2 separate regions of the Homo sapiens genome follow, and region 1 is linked to region 2. Evidence: read pairs that join two places in POLR2A ChIA-PET (ENCODE). Cell type or tissue: PC-9. All regions are shown on one strand.

Region 1 (5,000 bases), 240 kb after region 2:
GGCTTTCCCAGTCTCCAGAACTGTGAGCAATAAATTCGTATTGTCTGTAAATTACCCAGGCTAAGGTATTTGTTATAGCAGTCTGAACAGACTAAGACACACTCTGAATCTTTAGGCCATTATGGCACGTGCCTTTGGTCCCTGCTCTGACACCCTGCTATCCCCTTTTCATGTAAGGGTGTGTCCTTCCCAGGTGCTGTGGGGGCTCAGGCCTCACTCCTGCCACCTGCTTCTGGACCCCTCTGGGAGCAGAAACTGCCTGGCCCAGAGCTGCAATTTCTACCTCTCCAACTGCCTGTGGCCTCTGAGTGCCAGGAGGGGTGGGTGGAGAGGTGCGTGGGTGGGATACAAAGTCCCTGCCTCCTCCTTTCCCTCTCTTCTGGTGAGCACCCTCCAATAAACCACATGCACATGAATCCCCGACTTGGCTTTGCTTCTGTGGACTCCAAACCATGATGTCCATTCTGGCTGACCCTACAGAGATGCAACTCATTTTTGTTTCTCCAACTTCCTGGGGGCAGGGAATATGAACTGGCATTAAAAAAACTCCTGAAGGTTGAGCACGGTGTGGGAGCTCCGTGGAGTTCAGAGGTGGTGAAGACACTGGTTAGACAGTGGCTGCATCTACTTGGGAAAAGCCCACCTGAATAAGATGGTTGGTGATGATTGCAGTCTTCCCAATGTGCAGGGCAGCTCACCTGTTGGTATGGTTTGACCAGAGGTGGTCGACTGGTGGCCGGGAAGGGAGCTGCAACCCAAACATGAAGCTGGAAAACAGAGTGGAGGCAGCTGACCACAGCCCAGCTTTGGTGCTAAGTGGGGATGGGGTAGGGACAAAACGGACATAGCTAATCATTTCTTGGTGACTGCAGGAAACTCTAATAAGGGACTGGAAACTGAGGCAGGCAGGGGAGGAGGAACCAATACCAGCATCATTCTGCAAGTGACTGTGGTAGGCGACCAGGGCCTCATCCCAACAGGGAGCTCTGGGGACTCTGGAGACTGAGCACAAACCCAAGGGGAATCCCACGTGAGGGGCATCCACCTAAGGGGAATCTCACCTGAGGGGTGTCCACCTGATGAGTGTCCACCTGAGGGGCGTCCACCTGAGGGACAGACACCTGATGGGAATCCACCTGATGAGTGTCCACCTGAGGGGACTCCACCTGAGGGGACTCCACCTGAGGGGAATCCACCTGAGGGGCACAGACCTGAGGGGAATCCACCTGAGGGGTGTCCACCTGATGGGAGTCCACCTGAGGGGAATCCACCTGAGGGGAATCCACCTGAGGGGAGTCCACCTGAGGGGAGTCCACCTGAGGGGCATCCACCTGAGGGACACACACCTGAGGAGCATTCACCTGAGGGGAATCCACCTGAGGGGCATCCACCTGAGGGGAATCCACCTGAGGGGCATCCACCTGAGGGGAATCCACCTGAGGGGAATCCACCTGAGGGGCATCCACCTGAGGGGAATCCACCTGAGGGGCATCCACCTGAGGAGAATCCATCTGAGGGGAATCCACCTGAGGGGAGTCCCACCTGAAGGTTGTCCCTCTGAGGGGCGTCCACCTGAGGGATGAGGGATGTGCACCTGAGGGCCAGGCATTCACTCTCTGGCACTCCTAGCTGCCACGTGAGCTTGTGGGCTCTCAGGCCAAAAATCCCATTTACAGGCGTTTGCAGGAAGCACCACCAGGGCGTGCAGGTGAGTAGGGCAGGCAAGGCTCGGCCCGATAGCACCATGCAGGGGATTTTACTGGTCTTGTACTGAGCTCTAGCTGCCTTTGTTCCTTTAGGTCTCACCGCACCCCTGTGGAATATGCACTAAGCCCATTTCCATTTTACAGACAAGGAAACTGACTGAGGGGGCCAAGTTAGTTGCCCAAGGACACAGCCACGAAGTGGCAGGGTGGAGATTGGACCCTCACATCGGCCTGGCCTGGAGCTCTTGTCCTGCCCCCACTGAGCTGCTTGGCTCCCAAGGTGGAGCTTCCCCACACAGTATGAGGATGAGAGCAGGCCCCAGTCCTCTGTGGACCACCATTCCTGGCCAGTGCGTCCTGGGGACCACACAATGCCGCAAAGGCCACGAGTGCTCCACGCCAAGCACCTGGACTCCTACGGTGCCCTGGGTGTTTCTCATCCTTGGGGCAGCTGTGTTCTTCCCATGCCTGATGCCAAGAGGCCTTGGGGTACCCACTTCACTCCACATGCAACCTGTGAGCCTCACTTGTGGTCGGGAGAAGAGACAGGTGACTGATTCAAGTTCACTTCTACACAGGAGGGTAATGAATTTCCCTTCCTAGCAACTTTCCACAGATCCCTGGGAAAGGGAAGGCCAGGAAAGGGTTAAACACTTTATTTAGATGGCTTTGCTTATTCTGGAGAATTAATGGAAGATAAGCTAAAAGTTCATTTATAAGAGTATTAAAGGATAATTATGATGGAGTAAGTGCAGAGGGTCAGAAGGCATTATGGTGAACAGACTTCTAACCAGGGGCTAGAGAAGACAGGCTAAAATAGATTCAGCCAAGCAGCACCCAGCATTCCCCCAAATTCCACTATGGCGAATGTCCACCTCTCTCCCCTCCCTTTTTTCTATTTTAATTAAAAGTATTGTAATTCAATCCCTGGTTAGGTCATCTGTGAACTTGTAATTATAAATGAATCCCAAGAACTTAGAGTTTGAGGCAGATCAAATAGGTGACCTTTTAATAGCAACAAAATAAAAAAAAGATTTTGTAGAAAATCTGATTCAATCAGATTAGATGGAAAGTGGGTAAAGCTGATTACAATTCTACTAAAGACAGTATTTGGGCAGCATTTGCTCTAAAACAATAGCATTAATTCTTCTTTAACAAGTATTCTCTGGAGAAAAATTAATAATTAATGGGAACCCAGTTTCAACACAGAGCGCAGGACACGACGCAGGAGGAAGAAAAGGTGCCAGCCGTGGTCAGGGTCAGGAGGCACCTGAAGTCCTGACGTTTTGGGTTACATCCAAACATGTTTTGGCCTTTAAAAGAAAAAACAGCTTAATTGAGGTATAATCCACATACCATAAAATTTATTATAAGTGTACATGTGATATTGTGAAATATATATATATTTGGTCTTTGTCCTATTTCCTGGCATACAACTCCTAAAATCCTTGGAATCTCCAAAGTGATGTCTTTTTGTATGCTAACGTTGACTGAGCACTTCAGAGCGGGGCTGGTCATGGAAAGATCAAGGCAGGATTTCTTGATATTCTGTAACTTAGTTGTTATGGACTGAATGTGTCCCCCCAAAATCTATAGGTTGAAGTCCTAACCTCCAATGTAATGGAATTAGGAGGTGATTAGATCATGAGGGTGGAGCCCTTGTGAATGTGATTAGTGCCCTACAAGAACAGACATGAGAGAACTCACTTCCTCTCTGCTCTCAGCCAGGGAGGATACAATGTGAAGATGGTCAGCTGCAAACCAGGAAGCAGGCCCTCACCGGATGCCAGATCTGCTGGTGCCTGGATCTTGGACTTAGCCTCCAGAACTGTGAGGAATAAATGTTTCTTAAGTCACTCAGCCGATGGTTTATAAAATGTTATTTAAGTCACTCAGCTATAATTTGTTATGCAGCCCAATCTAAGATAAAAAGTTAACAATACTTAAACACTATGATATAAAATCAATACAGCTTGTTTACATGATAAGGGGATAAGAAGGGTAATAAAACAGACATTTGCTTCACACACACGTATACACACACACACAGATCTGTTCATAACATACAATGAGGGAGAAATACAACAATTACAGCCCTTATTTCTGTAACTGTCATGTGGTTATAGCTGGTATTCATAGCTAACTGCTTTCACTACCCATTCTGTATTCCCTTTGCCCTCAGCAAGTATCTCAGCTGGTGACGCTTTATCTGGTGCAGTGACTGAAACCTTTATTTCTGAGGGTCTGGGCCATTAGTAGTCCTGCCTGGCTTGGGTTGTTGTAGTTTTCCAATGACTTTGATCACAGAACACGGTAACACTAAGAGATTTCCTAAGGGATTGCATGTATTCCAGACATTCTCTTTCTTGACTCCATTGTGAAGTAGCAGTCTAATTTCTCCTTGGTGGTCTGGATCAATCAGCAGAGTAACTCCCTTCTTTGCTTGTTGATTTAGAGGCATGAGGAGCCCCAGGTGGCAGGGTTGCAATCTTAACTTCCAGTTCAATGGAATCATCACTGTGTCTCCTGGTGGAAGCAGTCCTCCCTCTGAAACTAGGACTTCTAGGCCAGTGGAGCATAAGTTGCTGGAACAGGAAACAAAAATGTTGCTAATGGGTTATTGGGGATAATAGTGAGTGGTGCCACTCCCATTTCTACCCCTAGATTCCTGGACCTGGGAATCCTGGTTATGGGAGAAACAGCACTATATATTGAATGCTGATTCAAAACATATACAGCCTCATGGAGAACCTTGTCCTAGCCCTGCAAGGTATTGCCACCTAGCTGGTATTGTAACTGAGTCTTTAAAAGGCCATTGCACCATTCTCTCAAGTCAGCTCTTCAGGATGGTAGGGAACATGATAAGACTAGTAAATTCCATGAGCATGGACCCTTGCCACACTTCATTGCTGTGAAATGAGTCCCTTGATCAGAAGCAATGCTGTGTGGACTACCATGGTGATGGATGAGGCATTCCATAGTACTGATGATAGTTTGGGCAGAAACATTACATTTAGGAAAGATAAATCCACATTCAGAGTAAGTGTCTATTCCAATAAGATCAAAGCACTGCCCTGCCCCTTCCATGATGGAAGCTGTTCACTGTAATCAACCTGCCACAGGTAGCTGGCTGATCACCCCAGGGCATGGTATCATACTGGGGGCTCAGTGTCAGTCTCTGCTGCTGGCAGATTGGGCACTCAGCAGTGGCTGTAGCCAGCTTGGCCTTGGTGAGTGGAAGTCCATGTTGCTGAGCCCATGTGTAAGCTCCATCCCTGCCACCATGGCCACCTT
Region 2 (5,000 bases):
TCCACTACTGACCAAGGTGGCTGAATTTACCCGGAAATAACCCAAATAGCAGCCACAACAAAAACGACAACATACACGAAACAATTTTTAAAACACTGGGCACCAAGCAACAAAGGACAGTAAACTCGGAGAAGTGACAGACAAAGGAAGTGAGCCCTACAGTACCCTAGCTGATCTCCTTGAGAGAGCTTCCACGCCATGGCACAGGGAGGGGAGCCACGTGGACTCCCAGGGTTGTGGGTGTGGAGCTGAGAATCTGGAGAGACCAATGTGGCTAGAGTTTATAGGACAGAGTACCAGAGAGGAGAGAGCAACACAGAGAGAGACCCTGGGGTCTGCAGAGGGTCCCCTTGATCAGCACACGTGTGTGAGGAAACTCTCTGTGGCTGGGGAAAGAACTGTCTGAAAAGATCAGAAGATACAGTCCCTGCTACTTAGAGCAAGATTATAATTTACTGGTAGAACATTCAGGAACAGCATGCTTCAGTAGTGGGAAATTCCAGGTGTATGGGTTTGTGAGGGCTACCATAACAAAGTAACACAGACCAGGTGACTTAAATGGCAGAAGTTTATTTTCTCTCGATTCCAGAGGCCAGAAGTCCAAGATGGAGGTGTCAGCAGGGCTGGTTTCTCATGAGGCCCCTCTGCTTTGCCTGTAGATGACCACCTTCTCCATGTGTCTTCATATGGTCTAACCTCTGTGTGTGGCTCTTTCTGCATTTCTTCTTACAAAGCTGAGTCATAGTGGATTAGGGTCCACCCTGATGACCTCATTTTAGCATAATTACCTCCTTAAGACCCTCTCTCTAAATACAGTCATATTCTGAAGTGCTAGGGGTTAAGACTTCAACATACAAATTTTGAGGGGACATTATTCAGCCCATAGCACAGGCATGCAGAGTGGGAGGAAACTATGATGTGTATATAATGAAGAGAATAATCAATGAAAACCGACTGAGTACTGACACGCACGTTAGTGTTGAAGAGAAGCACATTAAAACACTGTAGGCTGGGCGTGGTGGCTCACACCTGTAATCCCAGCACTTTGGGAGGCCGAGGCGGGAGGATCACCTGAGGTAAGGAGTTTGAGACCAGCCTGACCAACATGGAGAAACCCTGTGTCCTGTCTCTACTAAAATTACAAAATTAGCCGGGTGTGGTGGCACATGCCTGTAATCCCAGCTACTCGGGAGGCTGAGGCAGGAGAATCACTTGAACCTGGGAGGCGGAGGTTGCAGTGAGCTGAGATCGTGCCACTGCACTCCAGCCTGGGCAACAAGAGCGAAATTCCATCTCAAAAACAAACAAACAAACTTACTGTAATTGTATTCCATATGTTCTAGAAGTTAAGTGGAGAGTCATGGAAAATCTGAAAATTACCCAAATTGAATTTCTGAAGATGAAAACCATAATGTGTGAGGTAAAGTTTACACTGAAGGGAATTACATTGAAGGGCAGATTAAACACTGCTAAAGAAAGAGCTCAACTATTCAACATGAAACCTGGGGAAAAGAGAACCAAACAGATTTTCAAAAGCATCATTACTAGGCCAGGTGTGGTGGCACACACCTGTACTCCGACCATGTGTGTAATCCCAGCACACCTGTAATCCTAGCACTTTGGGAGGATAAAGAAGGAGGATCACTTGAGCCCAGGAATCTGAGACCAGCCTGGGCAACAAAGGGAGACCTCATCAAAAAAGAAAAAAATTGAACAATTAGCCAGGCGTGGTGTGCATGCCTTTGATTACAACTAATTGGGAGGCTAAGGTGGGAGGATTGCTTGAGCCTGGGAGGTCAAGACTGCATGAGCCATGATCAAGCCACTACACTCTGGTCTGGGCAACAGAGTGAGACCCTGTCAATAAATAAATAAATAAATGCATCACTATGCTATGGGACAACTTCAGGTAGCCTATTATACTGATAATTAAAGTCCTCAAAGAAGAGGAGAAAGGAGAGAAAAAATATTTGAAGAAATAGTGGCCAGAAACTTTACAAGCTTGGTGAAAACTGTAAACCCACTGCTAAGAAGCTTAATTAATCTCCTGCATAAGAAACATGAAGCAGTATACCAAGGCACTTCGTAATCAAATTGCTCAAAATCAGTGATAAAGAAAAAAAAAACCTTCAAACCAACCAGAGGAAAAAAGACATACTGTGCACACAGGAACAAAGATATGGGCAAAGAAGTTTTCTTAAAAGAAAAGTAAGTAAGAATTCAGTGAAGCAACGTCTTTATTTTTTTAATTTTTTTTTTTGAGACGGTGTCTCAGTCTGTATCCCAGGCTGGAGCACAGTGGCACAATCTCTGCTCACTGCAACCTTCATCTTCCGGATTCAAGCAATTCTCCTGCCTCAGCCCCCCAAGTAGCCAGGATTACAGGTGCCCGCCACCACACCCGGCTGATTTTTGTATTTTTAGTAGATACAGAGTTTTACCATGTTGGCCAGGCCGGTCTTGAACTCCTGACCTCAGGTGATCCACCCGCCCCGGCTTCCCAAAATGCTGGGATTACAGGTTTGAGTCACTGCGCCTGGCCTTGAAGCAACATCTTTGACGCTGTCATGCCATGTAGTAATGTCACTCAATATAGTAATGTCACTCAATAACAGGTACACCTTCTGAGCAATGTGGTGTTAGGCAAGTGCATTGTCACGCGAAGATCAGAGTGTATTTACACAAACATAGATGGTACGGCCTATTACACGCCTGGGCTATGTGGTAAGGCCTATTGCTCCTAGGCTGCAAACCTGCACAGCATGATACTGTACTGAGTCCTGTAGGCAGTTGTGACACAATGTTAAGTATTTGTGTATCTACACATAGAAAAGGTACAGTGAAAATACAATATAAAAGATAAAAAACAGTACAGTATAGGGCACTTACCATGATTGGAGCCTGCAGGACTGGAGGTTGCTCTGGGTGAGTCAGTGAGTGAGTGGTGAGTGAATGTGAAGGCTTAGGACATGAATATACATTTTTATACAACTTGCAGTGGTTTGTTTATACCACATCACCACAAATGTGAGTAATGCTTTTCACTGTGACGCTACAGCCATGACATTAGGCAATAGGAATTTTTTAGTTCTATTATAATCATATGGGACAACCATTGTATAAGTGGTCCACTGTTGGCTGAAATGCTATTATGCAGTTTGCATGACTGTACTGAAAGAAAAAGCTATCCGTCCAAAATTCTTGACCAGGTGAAAATAACTTTTTATGTTGTCATTCCTCCCACCCCAAATATCTTCAAAGGCAAAATAGTGAAGTTTTCAGATATAAAAAAGCTGAAAGAGGGCCAGGTGTGGTGGCTCACGCCTGTAATCCAAACACTTTGGGAGGCCAAGATGGAAGGATCACTTGAGCCCAGGAGTTCCAGTCCAGCCTGGGAAACATAGCCAAACTGGCTATGTTTTATAGACTCCATCTTTACGAAAAGTCAAAGATTAGCTGAGCATGGTGGTGTGCACCTGTGGTCCTAGCTACTTGGGAGGCAGGAGGATCACTTAAGGCCAGGAGGTGGAGACTGCACTTAAGCGCAGGTGACAGAGTAAGATCTTGTTTCTTAAAAAAAAAAAAAGAAGAGGCTGAGATAATTCATCATCAGCAGACCCATGCTTTAAGAAATGTTAACACCCAGGTGTGCTGGCTCATACCTATAATCCCAGCACTTTGGGAGATCAAGATGGTGGGATCGCTTGAACCCAGGAATTTGGGGCTTCAGAGAGCTATGAGCATGCCACTGCACTCCAGCCTAGGTGACAGAGAAAGATCCCCTCTCTAAAAAAACAACAAGTGAAATTACAAAGTAGCTCACATGGAATGAAAAGGAAGACACACGTATGCCCCGAAAGCATGCTTGAGGAAAGTGAAAATATAGCACTGAATGCCTATAGTAAAAAAGAAAGATCTTCAATTGATGACTTTAGCTTTCACATTAAAAATCTAGGGGACCAGGCACTGTGGCTTATGCCTGCAAGCCCAGCAGTTTGGGAGACTGGGGCAGGCAGGTCACTTGAGTCCAAGGAGTTCGAGACCAGCTTGGGATCCACAGTATTTTGGACTACTTTTTTACTGTGAGGAAGGGAAATGAGAAAATAAATGTAGAGAACTGGCATGAAGCTAACTTTGTATAATGATTGAACCCTGAGACAGTGGCCTTTCTATCAAGTTTCTGAGATCCTTACTTGGCAAAATAAAAACCCGGCAATATTAGGTCAGTCCCCATTTTATAGAACATTTTATTAGTTCATGAAACAAAAATCTAGGAACCAGTTCTTTGGGGAGTGTCAGGAAGCGGGGAGGGTTATGTTGGGAGGAATCACTTCTGAAGAGAGATGAATAGGGTTGAAGATGAAGCAGTCAAGATGGTTACTAAGCGTTTTATAACCAGGTGTTTTGGTTTTTAAAAAATCAGGCATTTCTGTGCATTAGAGCCTGCTGCTGCCTCCAGGTTGTAAACAGTGTTCTAAGGGCCAGCCACAGTGAAATCCAGTGCAGGGCTACCATCCTGATAGAGCGGCTTGGTACCAGTGTCCCACACCCCAATGTAGGCATTGCCCATGGGGACGAGAGGGGACATAGACACTCCTTGGGGGCCTTTTGTGTAGGAACCGTGACCACCAGTCCAGTGTCTCAGTCTGTGGTCTCTCCTTTAAAGTAGGAATCTTCCTAATTAGCTGATCACTCTCGTTCTTCCTGGACTCCCCAGTGTCTTTCAGAAATAGCTTCTGGTAAGTTGCAGCTTGCTCATGATGGGAGGGAAGGAAGAGGAAGTAGAACAGTAGAGGCAGAACAATTAAAAATAAATGGTGAAGGGCCTGGTGTGTGGCTCACACCTGTAATCCCAGTACTTTGGGAGGCTGAGGAAGGAGGATTGCTTGAGCTCAGGAGTTTGAGACCAGCCTAGGAAACATGGTGAAACCTGTCTCTACCAAAAAAAAAAAAAAAAGTCAATAAAGGCACAAGAAGAATTAATAAAAATAACATTGATT

What was found. Peaks named below come from ENCODE experiments on the same cell type or tissue, not always from the same donor. Only the 100,000 strongest peaks of a DNase experiment are listed, where the experiment ranks them.
Region 1: POLR2A ChIA-PET joins it to region 2 with 9 read pairs; 2 of 35 experiments call an interaction of 5 or more read pairs at or near these places.

What each region holds. Positions count from the first base shown.
Region 1 is chr20:25,126,774-25,131,773 of GRCh38, reverse strand. No RefSeq gene overlaps it. Among named protein-coding and RNA genes, the nearest start is that of VSX1, 47 kb to the right of the region's middle. In PC-9, no CTCF peak of the experiment used is centred here; no DNase peak of the experiment used is centred here.
Region 2 is chr20:25,370,807-25,375,806 of GRCh38, reverse strand. The region is part of intron 1 of ABHD12 (abhydrolase domain containing 12, lysophospholipase); the gene reads left to right. Among named protein-coding and RNA genes, the nearest start is that of ABHD12, 18 kb to the left of the region's middle. In PC-9, no CTCF peak of the experiment used is centred here; a DNase peak (open chromatin) is centred at 3,026.